Linked DNA regions of Homo sapiens: region 1 is linked to region 2. The links are chromatin contacts, found by Hi-C or POLR2A ChIA-PET in ENCODE. All regions are on one chromosome and are shown on one strand. Each heading gives the region's core, a stretch centred on a gene start or an enhancer-like site at or near the end of the contact. The rest is flanking DNA. Distances are from core to core; before and after follow the strand shown.

The links. Hi-C counts contacts between places; a loop is a spot of excess contacts on that map. ChIA-PET counts read pairs that join two places held with the same protein, here RNA polymerase II (POLR2A). Pooled maps may share reads with other maps.
Region 1: a loop to region 2 is called in a map of CD8-positive, alpha-beta T cell, with 6 times the contacts of the local background. The contact joins the promoter of CENPM here to the promoter of TEF in region 2. A Hi-C loop is called at or near these places in 2 of 168 maps with a recorded cell type or tissue (CD8-positive, alpha-beta T cell and naive thymus-derived CD4-positive, alpha-beta T cell), 3 of 37 single-sample maps with no recorded cell type and 11 of 50 pooled maps. POLR2A ChIA-PET finds 5 or more read pairs at or near these places in 1 of 52 experiments (CD4-positive, alpha-beta memory T cell).

The regions. Positions count from the first base shown.
Region 1 is chr22:41,945,355-41,949,556 of GRCh38, reverse strand. It overlaps CENPM (centromere protein M), which reads left to right and starts at 2,405. Exons shown (of 6, transcript NM_024053.5): 1 at 2,405-2,537; 2 at 3,061-3,140; 3 at 3,552-3,644. The coding sequence starts at 2,481. It also overlaps a transcript of SMIM45 not described here. RefSeq lists an enhancer at 2,392-2,601.
Region 2 is chr22:41,379,595-41,384,031 of GRCh38, reverse strand. TEF (TEF transcription factor, PAR bZIP family member) reads right to left here and starts at 2,090. Exons shown (of 4, transcript NM_003216.4): 1 at 1,831-2,090. The coding sequence starts at 1,987. LOC105373042 (a long non-coding RNA gene) reads left to right here and starts at 2,121. Exons shown (of 3, transcript XR_938271.3): 1 at 2,121-2,292. RefSeq lists enhancers at 1,252-1,331, 2,113-2,407 and silencers at 1,542-2,241, 2,272-2,871.

The DNA of each region.
Region 1 (4,202 bases), core at 1,156-3,655, 570 kb before region 2:
CTCAGTCTCTGGGAGCTCAATCACCTCCGTGGCCTCACCTCCTCCCCTGTTCTTCTTACTCCATCTGCCACAGCCACTGGCCTCCTTGCTACGCCTCGGAAGTGCCAGGAGTGCTTCCCACTCAGGGGCTTTCCACTTGCACTGCCTTCTGCCTGAGGCCTCTTCTTCATCATACTTAAGGGGCCCCTCTCTCACTGAATTCAAGCATCTGCTCAAATGTCACCTTAGGGAGGCCTCCCTGCTCTAAAGTAGCCTCCTCCCATCCATCTCTTCTGCCAGACAGCTTTAGTTTATCTTTCATTTTTTTTTTTTTGAGATGGAGTCTCACATGTCACCCAGGCTGGAGTGCAGTGGTGCGATCTCAGCTCACTGCAACCTCCGCCTCCCAGGTTCAAGTGATTCTCCTGCCTCAGCCTCCCGAGTAGGTGGTATTACAGGCGCCCGCCACCGCCACCATACCTGGCTAATTTGTTTGTTTGTTTTTTGTTTTTGTGATGGAGTTTCGCTCTTGTTGCCCAGGCCAGAGTACACTGGCATAATCTCAGCTCACTGCAACCTCTGCCTCCCAAGTTCAAGCGATTCTCCTACCACAGCCTCCCAAGTAGCTGGGATTACAGGCATGCACCACCACGCCCAGCTAATTTTGTATTTTTAGTAGTACAGACAGGGTTTCTCCATGCTGGTCAGGCTGGTCTCAAACTCCTGATGTCAGGTGATCCGCCCGCCTCGGCCTCCCAAAATGCTGGGATTACATGCGTGAACCACCATGCCCACCCTGCTCAGCTAATTTAAAAATTTTTTTGTAGAGATGAGGTCTCACTATATTGCCTAGGCTGGCCTCAAACTCCCGGCCTCAAGTGATTCACCCGCCTCGGTCTCCCAAAGTGCTGGGTTATAGGCATGAGCCACGGCGTTCAGCTTACTTTATTTTCTTGTCATAGTGCCTACTACTGCTTGACTTTCAGGAAGTCCTCTCCACACCCCATGCCATGAGGAATGAAAGCCGTATCTGTGCTGAGGGCAGTGGCTCTATGGGGCCATTTACGTCCTGATCTTTCTGAGCAAGACACAGTTAGTTTAGTCTGCAGTAAGAAGGATTTAGGCTAGACAGTGTCTCTGCTCTCCCAGTTATTACAACAATGAACACACTGTTATCATTGTCTATCCCACCCCCATCAAACTAAGTTAATCAATAATGTCTGATTCAACTGACTTCCTAGGGTAGGGCATTGGGTCTGGGCATAGGAAATGATGAATGAATGACTGCTGAGAATGAATGGATGAATGTAATCCATCCATTCACTCAACAAATATTTATTAACTACGATGTACCAGGGACTTTTAGAGTGCTGGACATACAAAGTGACAAAGTCTCTAACCTCTTGTTTCTTACATTTTAGATGTAGAGACAGTGAACAAGTTATTATATAACTGTTGGCAGAACCAGTTTGCTATGGGCCCTGAGCGTCCCTGCATGTTCTTGCTGGGTATGTCAAGAAAGCAAGACCCTGACAGCTCTGTACTCAGGCTGTGTTTGCAGCAAGGAACCTTGAAAGATGAGGTAAAGTCTCCCATTGGACAAAGAACAGCATGCTTACCACTCACTGTAAAAGCAGTCAATTGGCAGGGCCTGCTGGTGTGCAGCGGTAGTCCCAGCTACTCAGGAGGCTGAAGCAGGAGGGCTGCTTGAGGCCAGGAGTTTACGACCCACCTGGGCAACATGGCCAGATCCCCATGGTGGCACTTGCCTGTAGTTCCAGCTACTCAGGAGGCTAAGCCAGGAAGATGACTTGAGCCCAGGAGTTTGAAGCTGTAGTGAGCTATGATCGTGTCACTATAGTCCAGCCTGGGCAACAAAGTGACGCTCCAAAAAAAAAAAAAAAAAAAGGGCCAGGCACGGTGGCTCACGTCTGTAATCTCAGCACTCACTTTGGGAGGCCGAGGCGGGATCACTTGAGGCCAGGAGTTTGAGACCGGCCTGGGCAACTTGGAGAAACCCCGTCTCTACTAAAAATAAAAAAATAAGTCGGGCGTGGTGACGCGCGCCCGTAGTCCCAGCTCCTTGGGAGGCTGAGGCAGGAGAATCGCTTAAACTCGGGAGGCAGAAGTTGCAGTGAGCCGAGATTGCGCGCATTGCACTCCAGCCTGGGCCACAAAGCGAGACTCTGTCTCAAAAAAAAAAAAAAAAAGTACTGTGTATGAGCATGAATGAATGAAAGTGAACAAAGGAATCACTAAAAACCTGCTTACTGTGGAGCGTGGAACCAAAGGCCTGTCCACCACGTGTTCCACGGGTAGCGCTGGAACGCCCCTCAGAAAAGGAGATAAAGGTTCGGTTCCTTTAAGAGGCCCCGTCCCGTCCCGCGAAGCCCCGCCTATAAGGAGGCACGTGCCCCCAGGCCGCGCTCTAGGGGCTGGACTCAGGGCGGTTTGAAAGATCGGCGCGCACCGCAGGAGCAACGGTTGGTCCTGCGGCTGTGATGTCGGTGTTGAGGCCCCTGGACAAGCTGCCCGGCCTGAACACGGCCACCATCTTGGTAGGTGCAGGCGGCCCTGCTTCCCCCGCCGGTTTTTCCTCCTGGGCGGTGCTTCAGCCACTAGGTCAACTGAGCTCTCTGAGGCGCCAAGCCAGCGCGCGCTACCGTGGCGGGGGCGGGGAATAGGCGGAGAGCCATGCTCTGAACCAATTGGAGTAGCCGCTCTCTGAGGTTGAGGGACGCACCCACCAATAGGTGCTCGGCGGACCCTTTCCCAGCTTCTGATTGGCGAGTTCCCGCGCCTGGAATTGGTTTTCCCGCGTCTGGGGGTCTGGCCTCCTGGAGAGGCCGGCGGTGGGAGCGAGGGTCGGGTAGTAGAGAGTGCGGTGCCCACAGGCCTGCAGCGGGTCCAAACCTCAGGCCCCCAGCCCGTGCCGCTTCGCGGGGTCCACTTCTCGGGAAATGTCCTCCGAGCCGCCTGCTGGCGGTGTCCCGATCCCCCCGGGAGTGGGTCGAAGGGCCAGGCCCTCCCCAGGGGGTGCTGTGCCTAGGGCTCGACTGTCCGCTCTCTCTCCCTGCGCAGCTGGTGGGCACGGAGGATGCTCTTCTGCAGCAGCTGGCGGACTCGATGCTCAAAGAGGACTGCGCCTCCGAGCTGAAGGTGTAAGTAGCCGCGGCTGTGGCCTGGGCCCACGTGTCTCTCACTCCAGAGGGATTCGGTCCTAGCTGCTAAACTCCGAAGCCCAGCGCCCCCTCCTCTGAGGCTGGTCCTTCTCCCAGCATGCAGCGTAGCTGGCTAGTCCCATGCCGTCTTATATCCCAACCTCCCCTTGCCGAGGTGGTGACTAAACAGAGCCCGTTTCTGGCAGAGGGAATCAGACAGGAGTAATCTGAATAGGACCGGACCTGTCCTGCCTCTGTGCTGGCCCAAGGAGTCGTGGCCACAAGAGCCTCGGGTGGCTAGGATGAGGTGGGGAGCCCTTGACGGCCTCTTTCCACATGAAGGGCAGCATTTAAACGGTCGCTATGAGGGGGGTACGGATATCTTGAGTCCTGCAATTTCCTGTTTTTCAGCCACTTGGCAAAGTCCCTCCCTTTGCCCTCCAGTGTGAATCGGCCCCGAATTGACCTGATCGTGTTTGTGGTTAATCTTCACAGCAAATACAGGTGAGAGCCAGAGGAAGGGGCAGTCAGGGCTCAGGCAGGCCTGGCTCAGGACTGTGCTGAGACGGTGACCTAACTTGTGATGGGAAGTGGTGAGGATGGGAGAGGCTGGCTGAGGTCAATCTGTAAGGTGAGGAGAGAGGAGCCAGTGGTCAGTGCACAATGTTTAAAATACACAACGGCCGGGCACAATGGCTCACACCTGTAATCCCAGCACTTTGGGAGGCCAAGGTGGGCAGATTGCCCGAGACCAGCCTGGGCAACATGGTGAAACCCCGTCTCTACTAAAATACAAAAATTAGCCAGGCGTGGTGGCATGTACCTGTAGTCCCAGCTACTCGGGAGGCTGAGGCAGGAGAATCATTTGAACCCAGGAGGCAGAGGTTGCAGTGAGCCAAGATCGCGCTACTGCACTCCAGCCTGGGCAACAAAGTGAAACTCCATCTAAAAAAAAAAAAAAAAAAAAAATTAAAGGACAAATATTTCTCCAGAGAAAGTCACCCTCTTGTCATTCTCTGGCCTCTAGGATCAGAGAAGCAAGGACTTCTGCTTTCTCCGTTG
Region 2 (4,437 bases), core at 841-3,340:
TCTAATACAAATTAATCTGAATTCCTGCAACTGCTTTCTATACCAGGCTTTGGTTTAAAACCAACTGAGAAGTAAGAAAGTCAAGCCTTGGTGGGCTGGGTGGGCCAGATGGCCTTCCTGCTCTCCTCCCTTGAGATCTGGACTCCTCACTCTGTTCAGAAATGACTGTGACCCATGTCGGGTGGGGTCATTTGGGATCAAAGGAGGCAGGAGAAGGCAGGAGATAGAAAAGCAGCCATAGTGAAAGACAGGCAACAATAAGTTCCAGGTTTTGCCTGGCCTAAGCAATAAAGGATACTTTAAATCAGTGTTTTTGTAAGGTGGAATTTTAAATTGTAAGAGATAAAGGACTAGTCCATCACTCAGGTCATGCAACAGTGGCTGCCAGCATGATACAGTAGAAAGAGCACCAAACTGAGGGTCAAAAGTTATAGCTGTGTGACCTTGAGGAAGCACCCTCACCTCCCTGAGCCTCAATTTTCCTCATCTGGGAAGAGGGGAGAATACCCTCTAGGACTGTTAATGAAATAAGATGATGTCAGCGTGCTTTGCGAGCACTCTACGAATATCGGGTAGAATTCTTGTTATGGATGGTTATTACCTGGTAATTTCAAACAAGAAACTGTCAGATGTGTACACCTGTCCCTGCAGCTTGTCTCAGCCCCAGATTTGGAACAAAGCACCGTCTCAAAAACAAACAAAAGGGTTTGTGCACATGAGGTCCCAAAGCAGGAGGAGAGAGGCTGGCCTCACCTGATGTGCTGAAGCTATTTATAACTCAACAGTGACAGCCACAGGGATGGGAGCCTCAGCATACACCCAGGAAAGGAAGAGAAATGGCATTTTAAAAAGGAAAATCCATTCCCCAGGCCAGACAACTCTCGAAGGCCTATCCCTTTCCCAAACCCTGAATAACTGATGGCTCTTGGAAATGCAAAGGTCTCACACTCAAAGTATACCTCAGTGCACCCACAACCCCACCACAGGCGGCCCTCCTGCTGCTCCCTGCACCCCATCTCCCAGGGCGAAAAACAAGGCCAGACCTGCTTTCCGTATACGCCCCAGTGACGTTCCTGGCCTAGGCAAAAAGATGAAGCTCAGTCCTGCCGCCGTGGCCCCAGAATCTAAGGGTCAGCCCCAACCAACCAGGCGAAGGGCCTCAGTGGACTCATCTGACCCTCATCGTTTCTCTGCTTGGCCCAAAACTCCCCTCCCAAGGCGCCTCACACTACTCGCCCACACCCCCCCCACCCGCTCAGCAGAAGCCCCGCAACAGAAAGGCTCCCGTTGGACCTAGTAGCTGGCGCTACTCACACCCAGGGAGGAAGCCAGGTCCCTCCGGGAGGGGTAAGGCCACGTACGATGACAGTTCGCTACCCTAGGCCTGCGCTTCCTAAACTTTGGTGTACTTGGAAAATAATGGGGGTGCGGTGGGGTGCTCCTTAAAATGCAAGACCCCTGTCCCAGTGACCGCAGATTGGGTGGGGCGCAGGAACCAGCAATTTAAACAGGCATCCCGAGTGACTCCGATGCAGGTGGCCCCGGGGGAGGGGCCCTGGAGCGTCATTTAAGTGACTGCTCCCGATCCCCTTCCGCCTCCTCAAAACCTCTCCCCACCCTCTCCCGCCAGACCCACCGTCTCAGCCCGCCCCTGACCCTCTGTCCTCAGCCCCCCGGCCTCGTCCTCCAGGCTCCTGGTCATCCAGGCCCCATCCCCCTCCGCTGGACCACTGCTCCCTGACCCACTGCCTCCCCGGCCCCGCCCTCACGAGGCCCCGCCCCTGTATAAGCCCCGCCCCCAGCCCGCGCGGACCACCCCCCCGCCCTCACCGAGGCGCGCCTCGCGCGGGGGGTTCTCCATCAGCTTCTTCAGGACCAGGGGGAAGGACCCCGACAGGCCCCTTTCCCCAGCTGCGCGCCCCGGCCCCGGACCGGGTCCTGCCTGCGGGTCCACAGGCGGCTTCTTTCCGCCGCCCGCGTCGGACATCGTGCCCCGGACTCGGCTCGCGCACCTCGCCTCCCCCGCCCGCCCCCCGAGATGGGCCGGAGCCGTGCGACCCGCTGCAGCTGCCGACACGGGCAGCTACTGCGCAGGCGCCCAATGGCGCCCCCGCCTCCTTCCATCGCTACCCCGCCTGCGGACCGGCTCTGGCACATTAATTATTCATGAGGCCAGGCCAGCTTCCCCGGATCGTTGCTCTGGATTGGTCCAGCCTGCGAGAGGGGCAGGCGCAGATCCTCGGGCCGTGATTGGTCGGGCAGCCGGGATAAGATAGACACGTGCGGGGCCAGGTGAGGACCCTCGCGGAGGCCCCGCCCCGCCGCCCCTGTGTCCCCTGATTGGCGCCTGCTGGAGTCTTTGTGGTGGGCCTTCCTCGGCGCGGTCCCTTCCCTCCTACCAGTGTTCCCCCTTCACCGCCCTCTTCATAACCCCCGCCCTCCCCAACCACCGCAGCCTCTCCCTCTTGTCCCCGACTTGCAACCTTCCCGACGCGCCACCGAAGAGGGGCGGAGCTCGGAGCGGCCAGGCCGGCCAAAGCGACCTATCCGAGCTCCTGCTCGCGCGGCGTGTCCACCCCCCGCGGGTCACGTGGAGCCGCAGCCGAGTCTGGTCGCGGGGGGAGGGGGCAGAGGAGGAAGGCGCGGGAACAGCCAATGGAGGGCGGGGGCGGGGCCCGGGGCGGTGCACGAGGCGCCGCACGTGCGGGGCTGTGGCGGGGCGGGAGGGGAAGGGAGGGACGGGTCTTTTTGTTCTGGGGACTCTGCCCAGGGTCGCGGGGCAGGGACGCTGAGCTTAGCCCGCACTTCTGCTCCCACGCGACCCAGAGGTCGCCTGAGGGCAGGGCCGGGGACCGCGACCTGCCAAGTCGTAGGGATGGCCTGAGCAGGCTTGGCCGCCCTAGAGCGGGGTGTCGGGTTGCCCACGCATCCAGATCAACACTAGCGTGGAGGGAGCATTCCTGAAGCTCTGACCTGAGCCAGGGCCCGAGTACATGTTTCCGCCCTCCCACTTACTAGCTTATGACCTTGGGAAAGTCCGGTTGCTTCACTGGAGCTTGTTTCCTCGGCCATAAAATTAAGAGGTTGGGCTAGAGAATCTCCACAGTCCCAAACAGATGTGAAATTCTTTTCCTTTCTAGAACTCTCCCTTCTTTTACCTAGAAAACAAAAACCTCCTTGACACCAGGTACCGATGCCACGTTTTGTGGGAGAACCACCTCCTCTCTTAAAATATAAAGCCTCCCCGGGAGTTCCGCAGAAATCCGTAAAAATGTAATATGTGGCGCGGTACACAAATGGAAAGCTGCTCCTAAACAGCGCTCAGAACTTTGTACCTCTTTATAGTACAGATCAGACTCCGCTGCAAACCCAGGCAACATTAGACTCCCCGCTTAACTCCCGGAAGGCAGAGAGCTTGGCTTGTTTATCCAGCATCCCTACAGTGGCCCAGCCCTTCTAGCAGGAGGGGTTGGGGGGGTGGTATAGTGATAGTCCTTGGTTCAGGGGGTAGATGCATGATCCAGACACCCACAGCCAGCTAAAAGTTATCAAGCTGATGCAATCAGAATTTTGCTGGGGCTGGGCTTGGTGACTCACGCCTGTAATCCCGGCACTTTGGGAGGCAGAGGTGGCGGATCACCTGAGGTCAGGAGTTCGAGACCAGCCTGGCCAACAGGGCGAAACTCCGACACTACTGTAAGTACAGAAATAATTAGACGGGCATGGTGGCTGGCGCCTGTAATCCCAGGTACTGGGGAAGCTGAGGCACGAGAATCGGTTTGAACCTGGGAGGTGGAGGTTTCAGGGAGCCGAGATCGCGCCACTGCAGTCAAGCCTGGGCGACAGAGGGAGACTCCATGTCAAAAAAATAAATAAATAAAAATAATTTTGCGGCGGGGTAAGGAGGAAAAAGAAGTTGGGTAGCTGACCAGGCCTGGAAAGCAAGAGATTTGAAGGACTTTGGGTGGTGGTAGAGACAGGATGATAGGTCTGATTCCAAAATTCAAGCTCTCACTGCCACTGTAATTGAACCTCAGTCATTTTCTGAATCTGATGCCTCGATTGCTTTACCTTTTCAGGCCTCCTTTTCTTTTTATTTTCTTTTCTTTTCTTTTCTTTTTTTCTTTTTTTTTTTTTTGAGACGGAGTTTTGCTGTTGTTGCCCAGGCTGGAGTGCAATGGCGCGATCTCGGCTCACCGCAACCTCCGCCTCCCAGGTTCAAGCGATTCTCCTGCCTCAGCTTCCCGAATAGCTGGGATTACAGGCATGCGTCACCACGCCCGGCTAATTTTGTATTTTTAGTAGAGACGGGGTTAATTTTGTATTTTTGGTAGAGACGGGGTTTCTCCATGTTGGTCAGGCTGGTCTCGAACTCCTGACCTCCGGTGATCCACCCGCCTCGGCATCCCAAAGTGCTGGGATTACAGGCGTGAGCCA